2 separate regions of the Homo sapiens genome follow, and region 1 is linked to region 2. A link is a loop called in an ENCODE intact Hi-C map of the cell type or tissue named here. Cell type or tissue: mammary epithelial cell. All regions are shown on one strand. Each heading gives the region's core, and the rest is flanking DNA. Links, peaks and the distances in the headings are about the cores only.

Region 1 (8,831 bases), core at 4,249-6,748, 260 kb after region 2:
CAGATGGACTGCAAGAGGATCAGTGGCTCTGAATCTCAGCACTTGGGGAGGGAAGCTTCTTGGCGGAGCTGTGCCCACCTGCCTCACCCACAGTGGGTTCTCAGCACACACCTCTGACCATGCTCAGAATGGGGGCTTCTCTTTCAGAACAAGCCTGCCAGGGCCGACGAACACTGGTCACCACTGCAGACCCCTCAAGAGGCCACAGGCTTGTCCTGTGTTGACCAAACTGTGCTAGAACTACTAAAAGTTGTCCATGGGGCCTTGAGTCCTGGAGAATACTGTTCTATTGCTCTACAGCCACACAGTTGTGGACCCAAACTACCTTCCTCAATATAGGCTTCCACAAACAGCCAGCCACTGTGCAGATACTAAAGATGGAGCTACAGCCCCCGCAAGTGTTTCAACATCATCAGGACCCAGAGCCCTGTCCCGGGAGGAAGCCAAGCCTCCGAGGGAGAACACCTGCTCACCAGCTGCCAGGAATGCATTCTGCAGGGAGGACATACATCCCAGCTATGGGAGCACGAGGGCAGGTCTGCACTCCTCCCCGCTGGCAGTGGAGCTGACCCCAGGGCTTAGGGCATATGAGCTCTCATGACCTCCATTTTATACCCCAGGAAACCGAGGCACACAGAGACTCAGTGGTCTGTCCAAGTAAATAGAGCCAGGAAGCAGTGGAAGCAAAACAGGCACCAAGGCCACCTGGTTCCACACTGGCCCTGGCCCATGGGACACTCCTCCCCAGTTTAGCAGGCCATTCCAGAAGGTAAAGGGTGACACAGGTGAAGGGCATGTTCCCAAGTGAGATGTGCTCCCAGGGGTAGGGGTCTGGTCCTCACCAGCACAGCACTCAGTTCTGCCCCACATCCATGCAGCTGGGGCCACGGCCCTGGGAGGCTGCAAGTGGGGGCTTAGGGACCCGGTGGGGCCCCAAAGCACATTGCCCATGAGGCACACATGGAAGGAAGAGCCCTACAGCCTTTACTTCCAGATGAGCCAGCCACAGACCACCCTCCTGCAGCACACACCCAGCCTGGCCATCTGCGCAGGAGGTCAGGAAGCTGGCGGAGATTGGGGGCTGTCCTCCAGAAGGACTCTTTCCTACCTGTGCAAAGACATCAAGGCTGGGTGCAGGCTACCACCTCCACCCACCCCAGGAAAAGCTGGGCCAATAAGCCACCTACTTCAGAGCCTCATCAGTAAGGTGCTCAACGTAATTTATTGTCTTAATTGGGAGTACTTGGGGAAGGAAAAGGGATTCTGCTAATTATGCCAGGACTGCTGGTCCCAGAACTCAGAACAGCCATGCCCACCCGGGACCCTGCAGACTGCAATTGGCTCACCTCCCAACTGGGCCACTCCCCATCCCCACATTCTGCTGCTCTCTATGGAGGCAGGTCAGGGATGCCCCTGATGTCTACCAGCCTCTGCAAGGCCACTGATGCAAAGTTCGCAAAGCCTCTGGGAATACCAACAAGGAGACGAAGACACGAAAGGTGGTGCAAAGGGAAAGGAACTCAGCACCATGCCAGGGAGCAAAGGGGAGGAGTGTGGGAGACTTCCCTGGGAGGGGGCAAATGACAGACTTCAGAAATGGAAGTCAGGGGACACCGTCTGTGGGAAGCTGACACAGCCACAGCCGAGCAGGCCCCAAGGCAGCGGCGCAGCCTGGAACAGTGAACTGCACTGCCCCTCCTATAGAGGCCGGCATGCTCCTCAAGCCCATGGCCCAACTTAAGCTCGACCAGTGGTCTGCAAAGGTGGGAGTCCCTGAGGCCCTTTTTGGGGTCCCTGAGTCAAAACCATTTTAATAAAAATACTAAAACATCCTTTGCCTCCTCTCTCACTCTTTCATGAGTGTACAGTAGAGCTGCCCAAAGGCTACACAGGACATGCTATGGCCACAGACTGTAGAAGCTCTGAGAACCCAGCTGTCTTTCATTATGGCAGACCGTAAAGAGCTCTGCAAAGAGTTAAAAATGTGAGGCTTTTCAGCAAATTTTTGTCTTAGAAAAGTTATTTTTCAGAATATATGTTACGTGACTACATAATAGGCTTATTGTTACTTTTAAGTGAATTCATGAATAAACTTTTTCAGTTTTAACTTCTAATACAAGAAATACCAATGGACATAACCCAGGTAAACTAAAGCGTTCTGAGGGCCTCAATAATCAAGAGCATAAAGGGGTCTGGAACCCAAAAAGTTTGAGAACTGCTGACCTAGCCACCCACTCCCCTAGCACGTCCCCACCCCTTCTGCACCTTTGCTTGGGGAGCAGCCCTGCTGATCCCACTTCTCAGTTGCCATGTGCCCAAACACAAACTTGCCTTTAAGTCTATCTCCTGGTTTCTACTCAAGAGTCCTTTCTATCCAACAGCACTGCCTTAAAAGGCGACATCTAACCCCAGACTTGCTCCTGGTGGCTGTGTTACATATGGTCCATCTGGAAATGAAACAGACTCCAAGGCACAGGCAGACAGGAAAACCTTTCTCTCAACAATGCGGACCTCTGCCTTGGTGAGGAGGCCAGGAGGAGGGGCTGTGACAGAGGCAACACCTGTTTCTCAATGGACCTGGAGCCCTCCCTGGGTCCCCACTCCCCACAGTCCCTGGAGCTCTCCTCCCTGGGTCCCCACTCTCCATGGCCCCTGGGGCTCTCCTCCCCGGGTCCCCACTCCCCACGGCCCTGGAGCTCCACTCCCCGGGTCCCCACTCCTAACAGTCCTAGAGCTCTCCTCCCCAGGTCCCCATTCCCCACGGCCCTGGAGCTCCCCTCCCGGGGTCCCTACTCCTAATAGTCCTGGAGCTCTCCTCCCTGGGTCCCCATTCCCCATAGTCTTAGATCCCCTCCCTGGGTCCCTGCTCCCCCTGGCCCCTAGAATCCTCTCCCCAGGTCCCTGCTTGCAAAGAGGGGCTTGAAGGACCACAAACATAAGCACCTTTACTGTGCCACAGGACTAACGTCCCTGAGCCTGTGGAGAGGAGTCAGAAAAGCAGGGGACTCCACTGGAATGTGCTTCTGTCCGTGTTCCCTAGAACAGCTCGACCAGCACTGGTGTGAAGGGCAATGCCTGAGCTACCCATCTGGGCCTCGGCTCCCACCCCTAAATCATCTCAGGTCACCTCTGTGAAAGGGATACCACTGGGGAGGGGCGTGAAGGATGCTTTGAATGGATGTCAGTGTTCTCTTTCTTAAGTTGGGTGGCAGGTTCACGAGCATTCATTTTTATTATTTAGATTTATATTGTAAATGTATGCTGCTTGTATCCTTTTGTGTACATCCAATATTGCATTCTATTAAAAAATATTACTGCAAGTATTAGAGTATATCAGCGGCTCTTCAAACTGTGAAGATCCCTGGAGGTCATGCTTCAGGGGCCACCTCGGGTGTAGGATGGGGCAGCGGGTGGGGGTCAGGGTGGTCTCATAGCTGATGCCATTCCTCTTCCTGTCCTTCAACATGAGAACATTCGTGCATCATATATGTGAGCTCCACGTTTCATTTCAAGGGGGTGGGTGTTTTGCTGCCAAAGAAATAAAGGTTGAAAACTGGTAACAGTGATGAACAGCGTAGCAAAGGCCTTTTCCCTCTAGCTGACCCCAAGGTCCTCTGGGGACCACTGTGGGGCTCTGTGGGCCCTCTGCCAGCAGCTCCCAGCACCTAGCACTGGGAAGGCACCGCGTCTCCCTGGGGTCTCCAGCCTTCAGCTCCCATGCCCCACAGCCCTCCTTCCAACAATGTTTAAGGATTAACTTGCCTCTTTCTTGGCAGTCAGATGATCTTCAGGTCAGACAAAAAGGGAAGAAAGAAGGCGTGTACCTCCGAGCAGCTGAGCCACCCCTGCACCGCCCCGTGACACTGCCTCATGGCGGCATTTCATGTGTGCGACTCTTGAGGGATGGTCCAGGAACCCAGTTTCCATCCCAGACTCCTCTGTGAAGAGCCCCAGGCTCTGGGCAGGCCTTATTTGGGACCCACCCATAGCCCTCCCACCCAGCAGTCTGCAGGGCTGACATGTGGCTCCAGGTGCTGATGCCAAACAGCTCACTGACAGAATGGCCACAGGCCAGCAAGTCCTCTCCTGGGGTCCGCTGAAAGGAGGTGTTCAGACAAATGCCCGCACACCTGTGTTCACAGCAGCACTATCCACAACGGCCAAAAGGGTGAAGCAATCCCACTGTCTACCATCCATACAAGGAATGAATTCTGACCTGTGCTGCAAGGTGGATGAACCTTGAAAGCATTAGGCCAAGTGCAAGACACCACAGACAAAAGGTCACATATGGTATGGTATGATTCTGTTTTGATGAAATTTCCAGAATAGGTAAATCCATTGAGGCACAAAGCAGATTTGTAGTTGCTGGGGACTAAAGGCGGGGGTGACTGCTTAATAGTTAAGGTGGGGGGTTCTTTTGGAGCAATGGAAATGTTTTCAACTGAAGAGGGGTGGCAGTTGTACAATACTGTAGGCTAAATGCAATGGAATTGTACATGCTAAAATGGTTAATTTTATGTTGCGTGAATTTCACCTCAAAAAAAAAACCCCTCAAAACCAAGGAACCACACACACAGTTCACCCCATCATAGCACGGGGACAGCAGGGCCCACAGCTGCTGGCTGGCTGTAAACTACCCCCAACTCCCACTGGGCTCCTGGCCTCCCTCTGCCCACACACAGGTCCTGCAAGCCCAGCCCCGGCCCCTGCCCCTGCTCCCCACTGTATTCAAGCTGGAGGGGGAAAGTGACATTTTAAAAGCCTCTTCCCTGTTTGGTCTTGACAAACAGCCCGTGGCCACAGGATTTTTGGAACATGACGCCATTCATGGCAAAGGGAAGAGGGCTGGAGAATGCGTGGGGACAAATTTCTGGGGCAACGTCTTCGCAGGGAAGAGTCACACCCTGTTCCTCAAAAAGCCGTCCTTCCCATTCAGAAACAGGTAGGACAGAAGCACGGTGGAAGGAGGAGCAAAAAAAGGGCAGGAAAGCTAAATGAGGTCAGCCCCACCCTTCCCCGCACATGCCAAGGTGGTCAGCCCCGCTCCTGGACACTAGGGGCCAAGGGGGCCACACACAGCCAGACATTGATGGTCTCAAGGCCAAGCTCAGTCCTCTCGAGTCATGTGGAGACAGGGAAGGCCTGGAGTCCCACAGCTGGGTTTCCTCCCGGCTTTGCCACCAGAGGAGCTGCTCTAGGCATATTATACTACCTCTCTCTACCCTTCTCTTAACTCCGCCTTCTGAGACTGCTGGAAATATAAATGAGCTAATAGTGGCCTGGCACATGGCAATTCCTGTCAGCTATGAATACCACCAACAGCGCCACAAAACAATGCCAGGGCAGGCCACCCTTCAGCAATTTCCGTATAGGAAAACCTCCACACCATAGAAGGCCAGGTGCTAGCTGGCCGGGCCCCCTAGGAAGAGGACTCCTAAGCTCCCAGGCTCACGGGGTTTCCAGGCGGGAAGGGAGATGTGGAATTGAGAAGTAGTGGGCTGTCTGCCGAGGTGACATCTGCCTATTAGAAGAGCTCGTTCTCAGGCTCAAAAGAAGAGACTCCTCCTGTTTAGATCTCATAGAAGGGTCCCCTCAGCAGAGGTGCCTTTCCCTGCAAGGGTGAATGACTTGTAAAGGCTGGGGGTAGGGTGGACAGAGAGGCTGGAAGGACCTGCCTGCCAGCTGAGGGGACCCACTCAACACTGGTGACCAGGGGGCCACGAAACGTCCTGGCCAGATCTCCCACCCACCCAGTGATTTGGGACTAGACCCGGCTCCCCAGCTCTGGGATCCTCTCTACCTTCCTTGGGCATTTCAACCAGGCCCGGCACAAGGATTTTCCTTCCCAGACAACTGCAAGGCAGTTGCTCCATGGATACGAGTGGGATAAGCATGGCTTCTCTTAATCTTCTCCCACACTGCCCATGGCAACTCATACACCCATCAAAGAAATTCCTAAAATTGGGATCTGCTCTGCCCTTCATGGGACCTGCATGACTTCTCTGGGCTTGACAGGGGCACAGAAGTGGCCTCTAACATTAAATCCTAAGCTGATGAAGCCTGGCCCCTTCACTTCCTACCCTCTAAAAAAAAAAGAAATTTTTTTTTTTTTTTGATACAGGGTCTCGTTCTATTACCCAGGTTGGAGTGCAGTGGCGTGATCTCAGCACACTGCAACCTCCACCTCCTGCCTCAGGCAATCCTTCTACCTCAGCCTCCCAAGTAGCTGGGACCACAGGCATGTGCCACCAAGCTTGGCTATGTTTTTTACTTTTTTGTAGAGACAGGGTTTCCCTGTCTTGCCCAGGCTGATCTCGAACTCCTGGGCTCAAGCAATCTGCCCACCTTGGCCTCCCAAAGTTCCGGGATAACAGGTGTGAGCCGCAGCACCTGACCTAAAAATTCTTAAAATCAGTTCAGTCCTTACACAGCAGGTCCTCAAATAATGCCATTTCATTCAACATTGATTTGTTATAACAATGTTGAGGAAAAAAAAAAAAGAATTCCTGCACCCACTGCCTGTGTGGAGTTTGTGTGCTCTCACGACTCCGTGGGTTTTCTCTGTACTCTGCTTTCTTTCACATCTCAGAGATGTGCACATTCAGTGAACTGGACATCTAAGTGGTCCCAGTCTGAGCAGGTGTGGGTGCAAGTGTGTCCTGTGATGGAACGGCGTCCTGTCCAGGCTTTGTGCCCTGGGAGAGGCTCCAGCTACCGGTGACATTGAACTGGAATAAGCAAGCTGGAAAACGCATGAATGAATACAGGTAACTGCCTACTAAAAAGTCATCAAGTCTACGATAATCACACAAACACATGACAATAAACTATGCAGTAAGAAGCACTCAGCCAGCCCACCGCTTTTGTCCTTGTTTTTGAACTTCCTGGTGGTAGGAGGTATGCCTTACAATTTTCACTTTGCAGACATTTATTCCTTGATTTAACCTACCACCATGACTGTCATCACTCACTGTCATCACTCACCAAAACTTGTATAGATAATGATCTTACTTGTTTTTATTCATCTTCCTGAAATGTATATAATAGCTCACATGTATTTCCATGTTTAATATTAGAAATACTTTGGATCTTTATTTAGAAGTTTGGTTAATTTTTATAACCTGAAATATGCCGTAGAAACTTAAATCCTGTTTATATCAATTAGCTTATGATAAAATTGGTTTGGTTGTGTGTTGTTATGCTTACAGTAGCAGTTTCCAAGAGCCCATCAATGACGGTGAGGACTTACTGTACTTACACATTCTGAAAAATCAAACACACACAAGGCAAACTGACTACTTCCTTCCAGTCCTCAAGGGGCTGACATAAGAAAGCTGCTAGGGTGGTGCAGAGCAGCTCAGTGGGAGAGGAGACAGCCTGAGCATCTGTTTAATGGGCATGGGCCTGAGCTTCTGTTTAATGGGCATGGGACAGACAGAAACAGGTTTGAGGGCCAGCTTGCCCACAAAATCACAGTGGAAGGTCCCCTCCCTGGGCTGTTTTCTCTGCAGTAACCTAAGAGGGATGGGGACCTGGTGCTCCCCGCACTGCCCCTGCCCCATCTCGCCCATGGCCTGGCCCATGGTGGACATTCAAGAGCAGATGGGCCAGCATGCTAAGTGAGAGCTTCCCAAGGGCAAGATCCGTGTCCCACACACAGCTCCATACTACATGGTTTATTGCTGATAAAACGGACCCCATTTACTAAGCACCCACCATATAACCCAGTATTTACAAACTCTGCCCTTGCCACAGATCCTGCGGTTGCTGAGGACTTTGGAAGCATCTTCCTGCATCCTCATCAGGACCCAAAGCCATGGGTACTATTATTATAACCCCCCAGTTTTCAGATGAGGGGCATAGATGCTTCAGCTCTAAGTAACTTGCTCCATTAGCATGGAAAATGGAGCTAGAATGGAAACTCAAATCTGGGCTCGCCACCATTCCAATTCCCTTGCCTGGGCGCACTGAAATGAAAAGTGGGACTGTGTCAGATTTCTAGGTCAGAGCAGGTCCCCAAGCAGAAGCCATGCAAATGCCCTGACCCACCCCTCCCGCGGCCCTGAGGCTCCTGAGCCTCAAGTGGCTCACCCAGTCCTGATAGTGAGGCTCTGGGTATGGCATCAGGAGACCCAGGAGACATGGCCCCTTTCTCTGGCTCAGCTGGGGCTCCCTGCAGCTGCTCCCCCTTCCCTTGGCCCCTTTATCTATGGGAAGGACCACGAGGAGGTCAGAAACCTTGTGTGGAAAGTGCGCCACGGTTGCTTGTGGGTCTGTTAAATCCAGTGCCTCAGAACCTACAGAGATCAAGGACAAAGCTATTTCCTGATTCTGAATTCCTCTTTCAGAGGAAAAAATTGTGCTTCCTGTTCAGAGCTGTGCCAAAGGTGTGGCTGCTGCCTAGGCCAGTAGCCCATGTTGGGGATGTGGGGCACCCCGAGGCTGAGGAGAGGTGAAGATCTGGGCGATGCCCTGCACAACAGCCTGCACCGTTCACACACACGCCCCACCACACACTCAAGAACTAAGGAGTCCAAGTTGGGGCAAGGCCCTGTTCCTGATAGCAAAGGTTAACACTTATTAGAGACAAGGTGGCCAAACAGGACTTTGGAAAAAATCGTGCTGGACTTCCTGTGACCTAGGCAGGTCGCTGAACCTCTGCTGAACCTCTCCAGGTCTCGGCGGCTCCATCTGCTAATTGAAGACAATCCCTCACCTGCATAATGTGGGGGAAAGGCAGGGAGGGCAGGTGCAGACAGCCCCAGCAGGTCCCTCTTCCCAGGGCTAGGAACTAGAAGTCCAGGAAACAGCTGTGATTTATTCTGCAGCAC
Region 2 (10,500 bases), core at 4,330-6,829:
ATTCGCCCATAGTGTTAAATAAATGTATCAACAGTGTGTCCTAATTGTTAAATAAATGTATCAATAGTTTGTCCTAAATTTTTAAATGTTTGAGTAAACATTTCTTAAAAGTTTTACTGAGATAGAATTCATATATCCTAATATTCACCTATTTTAAGTGTATAATTAAATAAATGTTAGTATATTTACAGGGTTTTACAGCCATCACCACAATCGAATTTAAAGACACTTCCATCACCCCAAAAAGAAGCCCCATTCCCATTAAGCAGTCATTCCCACAGCCCCTCCCCACAGCCCGGGGAACCAGGGGCTGCCTAGCTCTAAGGATTTGCCTCTTGTTCAGAAACTTTTTTTTTTTTTTTTCTAAGACGAGGTCTCACTCTTGCCCAGGCTGGAGTGCAGTAGCTCAATCTCAGCTCACTGCAACCTCTGCCTCACAGGTTCAAGCAATTCTTCTACCTCAGCCTCCCCGCAAGCAGCTGGGATTACAGGCACCCACCAACACGCTCAGCTAATTTTTGTATTTTTAGTAGAGGTGGGGTTTCACCATGTTGCCCAGGCTGGTCTCGAACTCCTGACCTCTGGTGATCCACGTGCCTCGGCCTCCCAAAGCACTGGGATTACAGGGGTGAGCCACCACGCCCGCCCCATAATATTTCACATAAATAGAATCCTACAATACGTGGCCTTCTGTGTCTGGCTTCTTTCACTCAGTATCATGTTTTCAAGGTTCATTCATGTTGCCACATGAATGGGTAGGTCATTCCTTTTTTTTTTTTTTTTTTTTTTTTGAGACGGAGTTCTGCTCTTGTTGCCCAGGCTGGAGTGCAATGGCGTGATCTCGGCTCACTGCAACCTCCGCTCCCCAGGTTCAAGGGATTCTCCTGCCTCAGCCTTCCGAGGAGCTGGGATTACAGGTATGTGCCACCACGTCCAGCTAATTTTGTATTTTTAGTAGAGACAGAGTTTCTCCATGTTGGTAAGGCTGGTCTCAAACTCCGGACCTCAGATGATCCGCCCGCCTCAGCCTCCCAAAGTGCTGGGATTACACACTTGAGCCACTGCGCCCAGACTTTTTTTTTTTTTTTTTTTTTTTGAGACAGAGTCTCGCTTTGTTACCCAGGCTGGAGTTCAGTGGCACGATCTAGACTCACTGCAACCTCCCGTTTCCCCAGTTCAAGTGATTCTCCTGGGTCAGCCTCCCAAGTAGCTGGGATTACAGGTGCCTGCCACCAAGCCTGGCTAATTCTTTTTGTATTTTTAGTAGAGACGGGGTTTCGCCGTGTGGCACTGGCTGGTTTCAAACTCCTGAGCTCAGGCAATCTGTCCCCCTCAGCCTCCCAAAGTGCTGGGATTACAGGCATGAGCCACCATGCCCGGCAGTCATTCCTTTTTATAGCTGAAACATATTCCATTGTGTGGCTACGTCACATTTTAAATATCCATCCATCACTTAGTGGATACTTGGGGTTGCTGTGAATAGTGTTGCTGGGACATTCGGGTACTAGTATTTGTTTGAATACCTGTTTTCAATTCCGTGGATATACACCTATGAGTTGAATTGCTGGCTCATACAGTGAGTCTATGTCTAACTTTTTTTTTTTTTTTTTTTTTGATCATGGAGTCTCACTCTGTCACCTAGGCTGGAGTCCAGTGGCATGATCTCAGCTCACTGCAACCTCCACCTCCTGGGTTCAAGCGATTCTCCTGCCTCAGTCTCCCAAGAGCTGGGATTACAGGTGCCTGCCACCATGCCTAGCTAATTTTTGTATTTTTAGTAGACAGGATTTCATCATGTTGGCCAGGCTGGTCTCAAACTCTTGACCTCAGGTGATTCGCCCTCCATGGCCTTCCAAAGTGCTGGGATAACAGGCGTGAGCCACCATGCCCGGCCTAACATTTGGAGGAAATGTTTTTCAAGGTGTTTTTCCACACTGGCTGCACTGTTTTATATTCACACCCACAATGTGAATTGTGGTTTTTTTAGAGACTGTCTCACTCTATGTTGCCCAGGCTGGCCTTCCGGCCTTCTGTTGCCCTTCTCAGCCTTCTGAGTAGCTGGGAGCACAGGTGAGCGCCACTCACCCAGCTCCTCCTTGTGGTTTTGACTTGCATTTCCCTAATGACTGATGATGTTTTCAGGTAGTTACTGGCCATCTGTATATCTTCATTGGAAAAATGTCTATCCAAATTCATTGCCCCAAATCCACATTTTAAAAACCTAAATTGGCCGGGAGCAGTGGCTCACGCCTGTAATCCCAGCACTTTGGGAGGCCGAGGTGGGCAGATCACCAGGTCAGGAGATCGAGACTAACCTGGCTAATACGGTGAAACCCTGTCTCTACTAAAAATACAAAAAATTAGCGGGGCATGGTGGCAGGCACCTGTAGTCTCAGCTACTCGGGAGGCTGAGGCAGGAGAATGGCATGAACCCAGGAGGCAGAGCTTGCAGTGAGCCGAGATCATGCCACAGCACTCCAGCCTGGGCGACAGAGCGAGACTCTGTCTCAAAAAAAAAAAACAAAAACAAAAACAAAAACAAAAAACAAAAAACCTAAGTTATGGCCAGGCACGGTGGCTCATGCCTGTAATCCCAGCACTTTGGGAGGCCGAGGCGGGTGGATCATGAGGTCAGGAGATCGAGACCATCCAGGCTAACAGGGTGAAATGCTGTCTCTACTAAAAATACAAAAAATTAGCCAGGCGTGGTAGCATGTGCCTATAGTCCCAGCTACTCTGGAGGCTGAGGCAGGAGAATCGCTTAACCCGGGAGGCAGAGGTTGCAGTGAGCTGAGATTGCGCCACTGCATTCCAGCCTGGGCAACAGAGCGAGACTCCATCTCAAAAAAAAACAAAAACAAAACAAAACAAAACAAAACAAAAAACAAAACCCTAAGTTATGGCTGGGCACGGTGGCTCACTTCTGTAATCCCAGCACTTCGGGAGGCCGAGGAGAGCTGATCACCCAAGGTTAGGAGTTCCAGACCAGCCTGGCCAACATGGTGAAACCCCATCTCTAATAAAAATACAAAAATTAGCCAGGTGTGGTGGCGGGCGCCTGTAATCCCAGCTACTCAGGAGGCTGAGGCAGGAGAATCACTTGAACCCGGGAGGCAAAGGTTGCAGCGAGCCAAGATCATGCCATTGCACTCCAGCCTGGATGACAAGAGTGAAACTCTGTCTCGAATAAATAAATAAATAAATAAAAACCTAAGTTACAGCTGGGCACGGTGGCTCACGCATGTAATTCCAGCACTTTGGGAGGCCAAGGTGTCAGGAAGTCAAGCGGTTAAGAGGTTAAGACCAGCCTGGCCAACATGGTGAAAACCTGTCTTCACTAAAAACACAGAAATTAGCCAGGCATGTTGGCGAACACCTGTAGTCCCAGCTACTTGGGAGGCTGAAACAGGATAATTGCTTTTACCCGGGAGATACAGGTTGTAGTAGGGAGCCAAGATGGCACCACTACACTACAGCCTGGGGGACAGAGTGAGATTCTGTCTCATTTAAAAAAAAAAAAAAGGCCGGGCATGGTGGCTCATGCCTGTAATCCCAGCACTTTGGGAGGCCAAGGCGGGCTGATCACAAGGTCAGGAGATCGAGACCATTCTGGCTAACACAGTGAAACGCCATCTCTACTAAAAAATACAAAAAAAAATTAGCCGGGCGTGGTGGCAGATGCCTGTAGTCCCAGCTACTTGGGAGGCTGAGGCAGAACAGCATGAACCCGGGAGGCGGAGCTTGCAGTGAGCTGGGATCACACCGCTGCACTCTAGCCTGGGTGATGGAGCGAGGCTGTCTCAAAAAAAAAAAAAAAAAAAAAACAAAAAAACCCTAAGTTAGATCACATCAATCTCTCTTCAACTTCACCCTCCACCCACCCCTGCCACCCCCAACATGCTTCCTAAGTTCCAGTGCCAGCTGTCCAGTTCCTTTATGTTACTCAGACAAACAAAGGCCTGGCCCGGCTCAGGCATTGGCACCTGCTCCTCTCCTGGCCTGCAAGGCCTGTCCCGACTCTTCACTGGCCCATTCATTCTTACTCTTCAGGTCTGATGTCAATTCTCAGCTCCCTAGAGCCAGCTTCCCATTCTACCCAAAGCAGCCCCTTCCCTGTTTCCTCTGCAGCACAGCCCCTTGTTTAGTTCCTTCACTAAGCTTATCACAGTTGGAAATCATTTTAGTTTATATGTTGTCATCTTCCCTGCTGTGAGACCTGCCCTGAAACTGGAGACCTTAGGTGTGTTATTTACATATATATCCCCAGTGCTAGCACAGTACTGGGTGCATATTAAGTCGTAAAATGTATCTGTTTAATGAACCCATGAATAAACTGCCTCTTACTCTAGGCTTCACGACAGTGAGCACCATGTTAAAATCAGGTTTAAGTTCTTATCCTTCTAAATGAGTGGTTTCCTCCAAAATTGTTAAAAAAAAATTTTTTTTTAAATCAACAATTACTGTGGGATTATGCACATGAAGTTATTCATTTGGCAAATATTTTGAGTGTGTGATGTGCCAGGCATCATTCTGGGAACTAAGAATAGAGCCAGAACCAAGACAATCCCTGACCTCAGGGAGCTGACACTCAAAAGAGGAAGGGACAGACACAGACATGCAATTTCAGCTTAGAGTACACACTCAGGGTCATGGGACAGAACGACCAGGAGGGGAGGGCAGAGACCTCAGCTGCAGTGGTCAGGGAAGGCCTCTGTGAGGAGGCAACATGCACGGTTCTCAGTTTGAAAGAGAAAAACAATCTAGCTGTGTAAAGAACTAGGGCAGAAACATTCCAGGAAGATGCAACAAGAACAAAGGTCCTAAGACCAGAAACACGTGTGGCACATCCAAGGGGCAGGAAAGAAGCCAGCGTGACAGGAGCAGAGGAAGACAGAGGTTGGAAAGGAAGGCAGGGTCAGATGGCAGACAGCCTTCCCAGCCTGGCCAAGGGACAGCGGGATTTTACCACAAGATGAAGCCAGCAGAGGGCTTTCAGTGGGGCTAACATCATCTGAATTTGGTTTAAAAAATATCACTCTGACTGCTGGGTGGAGCATATCAATTTGTAAATCTATATTTAAATATGTAGGGGGGTGCACTTCAAAAGGTCTGGAAGCATACACACCAAATTCTTAACTAGAGCAAGAAGAGTGGGCCAAGGTGGGTATATGCAGGGAGAGAGGTCAACTGACACATTTTCACACACGCTCATGCTATTGGAGTCTTTTATAAGAATATATTCGGCCGGGCACGATGGCTCACGCCTGTAATCCTAGCACTTTGGGAAGCCGAGGTGGGTGGACCACCTGAGGTCAGGAGTTAAACACCAGCCTGACCAACGTGGTGAAACCCCGTCTTTACTAAAAATACAAAAAATTAGCCGGGCGTGGTGGCGGGCGCCCGTAATCCCAGGTACTCCAGAGGCTGAGGCAGGAGAATCACTTGAACCCGGGAGGCGGAGGTTGTAGTGAGCCGAGATCGCACCACTGCACTCCAGCCTGGACGACAGAGCAAGACTCCATCTCAAAAAAAAAAAGAATATATTCATATATTCCCGAACAATAAAAAGAATGGTCACCCCTGAAGATATTCCAAACCAAGCTCCTCAGAACCTGAGGCTCTGCCCAGGGAAGCCCTATCTCACGCGCAGAGCTGCTGGAACAGGGCAGGACGTGCCACAAAGGCCATCTCAGGAGAGTCCCCTGGGCGTCTGCTCAACTGTTCCCCTCCTACCTGGAGTCCCCTTGCCCTTCACTACCTGGCAGGTTCCTTTTCATTCCTCAAGATGGCAGCACAATGGCGTGGCCTCCCGGGGAGCAGCAGTTCCTGCCTGCCTGCCTGAGCCCCAACGCCACGATTACTTTGAGATCTATGTTCCAATGTCTGTTTACCAGGGAACTCTTTGAAGGTAAGAACTCTCTTACCTATTTGTGTCCCCGCAGCCCCTGGGATGAGGCTGAGCATGCAGCAGATGCTGGATAAATAGTCATGAGGGTGACTGATCAGCCTTGGTCTCTGCTGCTGGGCCCACATCTCTTGTACTCAGTGCCCACTTCAGCACCAGATACACAGTTATCCACTCAGTTACTGACGAGTCCCTTCGCTTTGTCTAGATACTGGGCACAAACTGACCATAGGAATCTTCTACCAATTTAAGAGCCAAATGGAGATAAAGGACCACTGGGTATGGTCTAGATTTGCATTCCCAAACGGGAATTTCTGCAAAGGTATTAATCGAGAAGCTATGAAAAAATGTTCCAGGCTAGAATACCTTTTTTGGTTTTTGGTGTTTTTTTTGAGACAGATTTTCACTCTTTTTACCCAGGCTGGAGTGCAATGGCGCAATCTCAGCTCACCACAACCTCTGCCTCCAGGGGTTCAAGCGATTCTCCTGCCTCAGCCTCCTGAGTAGCTGGGATTACAGGCATGCCCCACCACGCCCACCACACCCAGCTAATTTTTTATTTTTAGTAGAGACAGGGTTTCTCCATGTTGGTCAGGCCGGTCTCGAACTCCTGACCTCAGGTGATCCGCCCGCCTCAGCCTCCCAAAGTGCTGGGATTACAGGTGTGAGCCAGCACCCGGCCTAGAATATCTTTTTTTAAGAGACGGGGTCTTGCTCTGTTGCTCAGGCAGGAGTACATGGCGTGATCATAGCTCACTGCAGCCTTGAACTCCTGGGCTCAAGTGATCCTCCTGCCTCAGCTTCCCAAGTAGCTAGGACTATAGGGACAGGTCAGCATGCCTGGCTTCTTTTTATTACTATTATTATTTTTTTTTAGTAGAGACAGGAGCTTGCTGTGTTGCCCAGGCTGGTCTCAAACTCCTGAGCTCAGGTGATTCTCCTGCCTCAGTCTCCCAAAGTGATGGGATTACAGGCATGAGCTACCAAACCCCACCCAGGCTAGAATACATTTTTTTTTTTTTTTTTTGAGATGGAGTTTCACTCTTGTTGCCCAGGCTGGAGTACAATGGCGCAATCTTGGCTCACCGCAGCCTCCACCTCCCAGGTGCAAGCAATTCTCCTGCCTCAGCCTCCCGAGTAGCTGGGATTACAGGCATGCACCACCATGCCTGGCTAATTTGTTTGTATTTTTAGTAGAGACGGGGTTTCTCCATGTTGTTCAGGCTGGCCTCGAACTCCTGACCTCAGGTGATCTGCCCACCTTGGCCTCCCAAAGTGCTGGGATTACAGGTGTGAGCCACCGTGCCTGGCCGCTAGAATACTTTTGAAGAAAGCTGCATCCCTTACTACCCCAATGCAGTGTCACAAAGCACACAAGCACTTAAAAGCTCTGAAAAGTACTATGGTGAAGAAGCCAATCTAATCCATTGTTTCCCATACCGTGGTGGCTTAAGGATGCCTTTCTTGCGATATGCCTATTAAATCTTACAGAGCGGCAACAGCAGCAGCTAGCATTTGCTGAGCACCTGCTATGTGCCAGGCACATATACTGAGGACTTTCTCCTTATCTCCATTTTACTGAAACCCAGAAAGTTTAATAACTTGCCTGACATCTGGGAATGAGATTCTGGGGAAGTGAGGATGTGAGCCTGGGCAGCCAATGTCCAGAACCCCACTCCAAACCACTGTGCCCTGCAGCTCCCCAGGACACAGTCATGTGGCTGCAGGTCAGCACATGCTGATCCAGGCCACGAGCAGGGTTTTGAAAGCTTAAGTGTGAATGCTGTACACATATTCTTTGCCTCTCAGACTCCTGCTACAGGAACACGATACATCAAGTTCATACCATAAACCAGAATAAAATTCACTACTCTGCAGGACTTGGACTCACATCCAAAGATAAATTACTACCAAATAAGGTCTACGATTCAACTCAAACTCTGTATTTTGTGTTTCTCTGACACCTATTTATCATATTAGAACTTTAAAAGTTGACAATTTTTAGAGGCATTTATATGACACAATGAAGGCCAAATCATACCTTACATTTGTCATTCAGGTTGCTAAATTCAAGCAAAAATGTGGCCAATAAAAGTTATCTAAGTCTAGAAATAAATCCTTATATTGATGCTCAATTAATTCTCAGCAAGAGTGTGAATACAATACAGTGGGAAAAAAGTAGTCTTTTCAATAAATGAAACTGGGACAACAAGATATCTACATGCAAAAGAATGAAGTTTGACCCCCTACCTCACACCATATACAAAAATTAACTCAAAATGGATCATAGGCCTAAATGGAAGAGCTAAAACTAAAACTCTTTTTTTTTTTTTGAGACAGAGTCTCACTCTGTCGGCCCAGGCTGGAGTCCAGTGGCGCAATCTTGGCTCACTGCAAGCTCCGCCTCCCAGGTTCACGCGATTCTCCTGCCTCAGCCTCCTGAGTAGCTGGGACTACAGGCGCCCACCACCACACCCAGCTAATTATTTTTGTATTTTCAGTAGAGACAGGGTTTCACCGTGTTAGCCAGGATGGTCTCGATCTCCTGACCTCATGATCCACCCGCCTCGGCCTCCCAAAGTGCTGGGATTACAAGCGTGAGCCACCGCGCCCGGCCCAAAACTAAAACTCTTAAAGAAAACACAGGGGCAAATCTTTGTATTTTTTGTATTTTTAGTAGAGATGGGGTTTCACCATGTTGGCCAGGCTGATCTTGAACTCCTGACCTCAGGTGATCCACCTGCCTTGGCCTCCCAAAGTGCTGGGATAAGAGGCGTGAGCCACTGTGCTCAGCCGAATCTTTTTCTTTTTAGACAGGGTCTCGCTCTTGTCACCTAGGCTGGAGTGCAGTGGTGTGAACTTGGCTCACTGCAAACCCTCCCCCTCCCCCCACTCTCTCCACCCCCCTGAGGTTCAAGTGATCCTCCCACTTCAGCCTCCCAAGTAGCTGGGATCACAGGCACGCACCACTATGCCTGGCTATTTTTGTTGTATTTTTAGTGGAGGCAGGGTCTCCCCATGTTGGCCAGACTGGGCTCAAATTCCTGAGCTCAAGTGATCTGCCTGCCTCGGCCTGCCAAGTGCTGAGATTACAGGCCTAAGCCACCACACCTGGCCTCAAGCATCTTTTTATGTGCTTATTGGACATTCTAAATTTTCTTTAAAGAAATGTTCATTCAATCCTTTGTTGAGGTTTTCAATTGGTTTGTCTTTTTTTACTGTTAGCTTTTGGACAAGGTCAGGCACAGGATAACTTACTTTTGGGTATAACACTACATTTTTGTATTTTTTGTAGAGACAGGGTCTCACTATGTTGCCCCAGCTGGTCTTGAACTGCTGGCCTCAAGTGATCCTCCTGCCTTGGCTTTCTGCTGAGATTACAGGCATGAGCCACTGTGCCTGGCTTTTTTTCATTGTTAACTTGGAAGAGTTCTTTATATATTCTAGATACAAGTCTCTTATCAGATACATGATTTATAAATATATTCCCTCATTCTGTAGACTTTCATTTCAATTTCTTAATTTTGTCCTTAGAAACACAAAAGTTAGGCCGGGCGAGGTGGCTCACGCCTGTAATCCCAGCACTTTGGGAGGCTGAGGAGGGTGGATCACGAGGTCAGGAGATCAAGACCATCCTGGCTAACATGGTGAAGCCCCGTCTCTACTAAAAATACAAAAAATTAGCCAGGTGTGGTGGTGGGTGCCTGTAGTCCCAGCTACTCGGGAGGCTGAGGCAGGAGAATGGCATGAACCCAGGAGGCAGAGGTTGCAGTGAGCCAAGATTGTGCCACTGCACTCCAGCCTGGGCAAAAGAGTGAGACTCCGTCTCAAAAAAAAAAACAAAAACCACAAAAGTTTTTACTTTTGGCGTAGTCCAATTTTTGTGTATTTCTCTTTTGTCACTTGCATTTTTGTGTCATATGAAGAAGCCATTGCTGACCCAAGGTCAGCAACTCTGTCTCAAAAACTCTGTCTCAAAAAAAAAAAAAAAAAAAAGATGCTTGAGCATCATTAGCCATCAGAGAAATGCAACCCAAAATTCACAAAATCACTTCACACCCACAAGGATGGCTAAAGTAAAACAGAAATTAACAAGTGTTGACAAAGATGTGGAGAAACTGAAACCTTCATATGATGCTAGTGGGAAATGTGCAATAGTACAATTGCTTTGGAAAATAGTTTGACAGTTCCTCAAAATGTCAAACACAGAATTATCCTATGGCCTAACAATTCCATTCCTAGGTATATTCTCAAAAGAATTGAAAACATCTGTAATCCCACCACTTTTGGAGGCTGAGGCACGAGAACTGCTTGAGCCTAGGAGTTTGAGACCAGCCTAGACAACATAGGTAGATCCTACCTCTACAAAAAATGAAAAATTAGCTGGGTGTAGTAGTGTGCATCTGTGGTCACAGCGACTCTAGAGGCTGACGCAGGAGGATCATTTGAGTCCAGGCGGTAAAGGCTGCAGTAAGCCATCATCATGCCACTGCACTCCAGCCTTTTTGAGATAGGGCAAGACCCTGTCTCAAAAAAAAAAAAAAGAAAGAAAGAAAAAGAATTGAAAACAAGATTCAAACAAATATTTACACGAA

Evidence for each region. A loop is a pair of places that touch in the nucleus more often than their neighbours do. Peaks named below come from ENCODE experiments on the same cell type or tissue, not always from the same donor. Only the 100,000 strongest peaks of a DNase experiment are listed, where the experiment ranks them.
Region 1: a loop joins it to region 2, with 5 times the contacts of the local background. A loop is called at or near these places in 3 of 110 quality-filtered maps.

The regions. Positions count from the first base shown.
Region 1 is chr17:17,052,333-17,061,163 of GRCh38, reverse strand. All of the region lies in intron 1 of MPRIP (myosin phosphatase Rho interacting protein), which reads right to left. Among named protein-coding and RNA genes, the nearest start is that of MPRIP, 14 kb to the right of the region's middle. RefSeq lists an enhancer at 4,561-5,200. In mammary epithelial cell, for the core only: a CTCF peak has its summit at 5,229; no DNase peak of the experiment used is centred there; H3K27ac peaks cover 741 bases.
Region 2 is chr17:17,309,077-17,319,576 of GRCh38, reverse strand. All of the region lies in intron 2 of NT5M (5',3'-nucleotidase, mitochondrial), which reads right to left. Among named protein-coding and RNA genes, the nearest start is that of NT5M, 11 kb to the right of the region's middle. In mammary epithelial cell, for the core only: a CTCF peak has its summit at 5,786 (motif pointing right); no DNase peak of the experiment used is centred there.